2 separate regions of the Homo sapiens genome follow, and region 2 is linked to region 1. Evidence: chromatin loops called from intact Hi-C (ENCODE). Cell type or tissue: B cell. All regions are shown on one strand. Each heading gives the region's core, and the rest is flanking DNA. Links, peaks and the distances in the headings are about the cores only.

What was found. A loop is a pair of places that touch in the nucleus more often than their neighbours do. Peaks named below come from ENCODE experiments on the same cell type or tissue, not always from the same donor. Only the 100,000 strongest peaks of a DNase experiment are listed, where the experiment ranks them.
Region 2: a loop joins it to region 1, with 23 times the contacts of the local background. A loop is called at or near these places in 18 of 110 quality-filtered maps.

Annotation. Positions count from the first base shown.
Region 1 is chr5:39,947,373-39,950,297 of GRCh38, reverse strand. No RefSeq gene overlaps it. Among named protein-coding and RNA genes, the nearest start is that of LINC00603, 100 kb to the left of the region's middle. In B cell, for the core only: CTCF peaks have their summits at 1,029 and 1,230 (motif pointing left); a DNase peak (open chromatin) is centred at 1,197.
Region 2 is chr5:40,878,361-40,881,285 of GRCh38, reverse strand. No RefSeq gene overlaps it. Among named protein-coding and RNA genes, the nearest start is that of C7, 30 kb to the left of the region's middle. RefSeq lists an enhancer at 2,822-2,925. In B cell, for the core only: CTCF peaks have their summits at 1,514 and 1,728 (motif pointing right); a DNase peak (open chromatin) is centred at 1,865; H3K27me3 peaks cover 203 bases.

The sequences.
Region 1 (2,925 bases), core at 135-2,634:
TAAGTCAAGAGCATGAAAATTGGACCACATTGCCTGATACGTGACGTTAGTAAACTTACTTAATTATTTTCTTTTTTTTTTGCCTCAGATTCCTTATCTGTAAAATGAGATATCTGTAAAATGAGATAGGGAACGAGTCACCTACATTTTTAGGAAGATTTTACTTGGTAACCTGTATCAGGTCTATATATGTTATTCCTTTCGTGTTTTTCTCCAATATTATACAATTTTTCAGCCAGAAATTTTTCTGTAAGGCATTAGGTCTATGATAATAAATCTTTCTCACATGAAATATACCTGTGAATTTGCCTTAGTGGTTTGTTGACTCAAATAAACACGCAAAAATATAAGAAAGTTACAAAATAAGACTACTATTGAAAGAAGAGAGCATAAGGAATCTATAAAAAGTCTTCTAAATTTTCCTAGAAGCAATAGAATCTTGGATTAAATTTTACTTTATATATGTGAATATTTATTTATTTATTTATTTATTTATTTATTTTAGAGGTAGGAGTTTTAAATGGTAAAGTGGAAACAGAGGCATCAATTTTATTTCCTTTTTTTTTCTTTTGAGATGGAGTCTGGCTCTGTTGCCCAGGCTGGAGTGCAGTGGCGCGATCTCAGCTCACTACAACCTCCACCTCCTGGGTTCAAGTGATTCTCCTGCCTCAGCTTCCCGTAGCTGGGATTACAGGCGCCCACCACCACACATGGCTAATTTTTGTATTTTTGGTAGAGATAGGGTTTCACTATGTTGGCCAGGCTAGTCTTGAACTCCTGACCTCAGGTGATGTGCCCGCCTCAGCCTCCCAAAGTACTGGGATTACAGGCATGAGCCACAGCACCCGGCTGAGAATTTACTTATGATAGGAAAAAAAATGATTTAAGAAAAATGTTATTTGGTTCTTAAAACACCATTGATAGTTAAAATGAAGTACAAAAGAATCCACCTATCTCCCTTGACTATGTAAGAAGTTCTAGCTTAAGGCTCTATTTATTTCAGAACAATTATCTAAACTTGGAGCATTGGTGTTAATTTAGTCTCCAGCTAAAGGTTAACTTCAGCTGTGATAGGAACAAATAAGTAAGCACATATTTCTTTCTTTTCACTTGACTTGGGCTGGGTGTACTTTGATGGTGGAGGAGGGTGCAGGTGCCTGTGGATACAAATGACAGAAGAGATCAGCCATTAAGGATTTAAAGACCCTAACTTGTGTATGTTGCGCCCTCTGCTGGTTACTAAAAACCAGAGTCAAGAAGTGTCTATGGACAATGAAGTAAAAAAATCTATAAATATTCTTAGTACTCTCAAATATGCATTCATTGTAGAATGGGCATTAAACTTTTTTTCTACATCAAATTAGGGTATTCAGAGGATTACAGCTCTTTTATTTGTAATGCATAATTCAGTTTACACATGACTTTGGTTGGCTATGGCTAACACATAGAAACAGCACAACAGAAAAGCTGGTTATGTGGAAATACAACTTTCAAAACAGTTAAAATGGGAATTATTTATTTGAATAACAAAAACTATAATTATGTGTTTCCTTTAAATAACCACTTCTCATAGAGATATGTAAAATGTTTAAATTATGTTATTCTACTTATATTAAATACTTATAATAGTTTAATTCAAATGCACAGTTGAAAAATACCTCCATTGGGGGAAGAAACCATTTTAGGACTCCACATACATTATGTTGACTCATTTCTTACATGGAGAGGAAGCAAGCAACCAGGAAACCAGATTGAGAAACTGAGTTAGAGTTAAGTAAGTCCTGTCCTCGCATGAAGAAGAGCTACCTCAACACCTCTTGCCTCAGTTGGAATTAGTCCAGGGCATTGGACCAGTGTTGAGTTCATAGGTGAGCACCAGGTAGCTCAAACTGTGGGGCTCAGGTGGAAGCACTGGCAAACTTGATGCCTGTGCCTGAAATCCATTCTCTCTGAATGCCTTTCTGATTTCCTACGGGGAGAGTTAATAAGAATGCCTTTCCTTTACTTATTAAAAAGATGAGGTACAAATTATATGTGACTTAGACACTTTTCATCAAAGACCACAAAGAAGAAGAATTCATTCTGGCCCTACCCTTTTGAGGTAAGTGTTCACTTTTATTGTAATCACAATTACTATAAAGTAACTGCAGAAGTTAGCATTGATCCTAAAGCGTATATTGAAGCTAGAACATGAGGGAACAGGGACTAATCTCTCACAGTGGTCTACAAATTACAGATCTTATTGAATACTCTCTCTCCAGTGTGCATATATGGCCACTATTTTAACTGTTAAAGAGACTTCCAGTCACACACTGGAGGGGGAAAAAGACAGAGTAATATCCAGAAAAACAGCACACTAGACTCCATTCTGACCACAAGTCCCTGGATATGGCTGCCAGTGACGTGAATGAAAGAGACTCATGCCAGTAGAAACAAGGCCATGGGCAGGGAGATGTCTTAGCACTACTTAAGGCAAGTCATGGTGGGAGGAGTCAGCCAGGCAGTCAACATTTACCTTTGCCTGTAGTGCAAAAGCAAAATCAGACAGTGATGAATATTTTTTTCTTTTTAGAGAAAGGAATAAACAAGGAGAAGGAGTGATTGTCATTCTTTTAAGACCTGGAATAGGAGAGAGAGATTCACATACCATGTAGTGTGTGTGTCTGTGTGTGTGTGTTTACACACACCTACACATGAGCAGCAGAAACATATTAGCAACTCATTAGTAACATGTCCTTTACTAAATATTAGGGCCTCATTTCTTTCTCTGTAAAAATAAGAGGTTAGGTTAGTTAAATGTAGTATAGGCCTTAAAGTCTATGAGTCTGTACATCCAGCCAATTTTACTTGTTTATAAAAATGTTTTGGAGGAAAAGCTGAAAATATTATGAAATTGGCAGTGACAGGAATCAGCCAATCTCTCTC
Region 2 (2,925 bases), core at 254-2,753, 930 kb before region 1:
GAGGTGAAGTCTTGCTCTGTTGCCCAGGCTGGAGTGCAGTGGCATGATCTCAGCTCACTGCAACCTCTGCCTCCTGGGTTCAAGCAATTCTCCTGCCACAGCCTCCCAAGGAACTAGGACTGCAGGCATGAGCCACCAAACCCAGTTAATTTTTGTATTTTTAGTAGAGACGGGGTTTCACCATGTTGGCCAGGCTGGTCTCAAACTCCTGACCTCAAGTGATCCACCTGCCTCAGCCTCCCAAACTGCTGGAATTACAGGGGTGAGCCACCATGCCTGGCTTTTATTTTTATTTTTTATGAATAAAATATAATTGCTTTCCCCAAAGGCAATAATAATTTATACCCTCACATGCAGTGAATGTGCTTTTATACCCACACCTTTATTAACATTAATCTTAAAAACTGTAATTGGAAGAGGTTGAACCTAACGGCCAAAAGGTGGCTGTTGACCTGAAGATTAAGTTGTTATAAAACCCAAAGGGAGGGATTGAAACCTCCTTTGCAAAATTATGACTGAGACAGTGAAAGAGATCTAACTTAACCAACTCCATCTTGCTTCTAACCTCCAAGCTGTCCTTGTTCATTCCTGGCATAGGCTGAACTAACTTTAGGGGAAACTTTGTAGTTTGTAGTTTATAGTTTAAGCAAAGACGGTAACAGCCATTTCCCAAAGCAGATCTCCTTCTTGCCTGGGGACTAGATTGCCTTTATAGGACTAACATTGGCCACAAGATTAGAAATTATGGTTTAGGAGTCATGCAGCTGGAGGCTACAAGATTCTGACCCTCTCTAAACTGTTCCTAAGATCAGTGCTTGAGATATTTTGCAGACCCTGCACTTGATGGATCAGCTGGCACCACCCAGATCAATAAACTGGCTCAACTGATCTTGTGGCCCCCAACCAGGAACTGATTCAGCCCAAGAAGACAACTTCCACTCCCTATGATTTCACCTCTGACCAATGAGCACTCCTGGCTCACTGGCTTCCCCGCACTCACCAAGTTATCCTTAAAAACTCTGCTCCGGGCCAGGTGCGGTGGCTCACACCAGTAATCCCAGCACTTTGGGAGACCAAGACGGGCAGATTACTTGAGGTCAGAAGTTCTAGACCAGCCTGGCCAACACGGTGAAACCCGGTCTCTACTAAAAATACAAAAATTAGCTGGGAGTGGTGGTGGGCGCCTGTAAGCCCAGCTACTCAGGAGGCTGAGGCAGAGAATCGCTTGAACATGGGAGGCAAAGGTTGCAGTGAGCCGAGATAGCACTACTGCACTCCAGCCTGAGCGATAGAGCAAGACTCGGTCTCAAAAATAAAATAAAAATAAAAATAAATAAACTCTGCTCACTGAATGCTCAGGGAGACTGGTTTGAGTAATAATAAAACTCTGGTCTCCGAAAAAAAAAAAGTGGCTGTTGAATTACTAGTAAAGTTTAACTGTACACGTTTTTCTCCATCCTCTACAAACAAAAATAATAACCAACCTCTGAATACATTTAATTTTATCCTCCATATTTGATATGTATTAAGTTGAGAAGAACTCTCTCAATTCACTAAAGAAATGTTTTTACTGTCTCTGTCTTTAAAGAAAAATAATTATAAACAAAATGTAATATGTCACCACGAGATTTGAAAGAGTTGGACAGACCTGGTTTCAGATATCCGTTATTAATGTGTAAGTATTCAAAAGATCCAGAAGGTGGCAGTATAATAATGTTTTCCTAAATTTTGGACCCAGATTATCTGAAAATATATAGATTGTTCCCATTTTTATTTTCTCTTTTCTTAAAGTGATGCACGATCATAAAATGCAAAGCACTAAGGAACAAGAGGAGGAAACCTCCACACACTTACAGAAAGAGGAACCGTGAGGGGATGGAATGTGCTCAGGTAGGGAATTAGAGAACTCGCTACAAATTTCAGCTCCTTGGGCAAGTCCCTTAATCTTGAAGTCTACGTTTCCTTGTAGGTGAAATCATATGGCAATGTCCACCCACAAGACCACTGTGAAGACTAAACGAGATAAATTATTTAAATGTACGCAGCACACTGGAACATAAGAATGTAACAAGCATTCAATCAATTTTTTTTTGAGATGGAGTCTCCCTCTGTTGCCCATGCTGCAGTACAGTGGCACAATCTTGGCTCACTGCAAACTCCACCTCCCGGGTTCAAGCGATTCTCCTGCCTCAGCCTCCCAAGTAGCTGGGATTACAGGCATGCGCCACCACACCCGGCTAATTTTTGTATATTTAGTAGAGACGGGGTTTTCACCATGTTGGCCAGGCTGGTCTCAACTCCTTACCTCAAGTAATCCACCTGCCTCAGCCTCCCAAAGTGCTAGGATTACAGGCATTAGCTACCGCACCCGGCCCAATCAATATTATTTTATGCAGTTCTGTAGGGAACTACTCCAAGACTTAGAATAATATTGTTTAGGAAACAATGAAATAGAAGCCTCATACATATATAATAAAAACCTATTATGTTAAAGGCCTACATCTTGAAAAAGGGTAATAAGACACACAGGAGAATGTCCTCCCTCCTCAAGGGGTGGGGAAAGAATTACCTAAGCAGGTAACAGTGCAAGGCAGTGAAGAGAAAAAAAGGTCTCCAGCGAGTATGATGCTCTGAAAAGTCTTCACCTAAAATAAAAGGAAATAATTTGATATTTGAAGGAGAAGAGAAAAGGTATTTCAGAGGTAGGAGTGGTACAGCTCTGGGTGTGTTTGGAAGGCCATCAATGAATAATTTGACTTCTCTAGAAATTAGGTAAATAGGCAGGGCGCTGTGGCTCACACCTGTAATCCCAGCACTTTGGGAGGACGAGGCGGGCGGATCACGAGGTCACGAGATTGAGACCATCCTGGCTAACATGTGAAACCCCGTCTCTACTAAAAAATACAAAAAATTAGCTGGACGTGG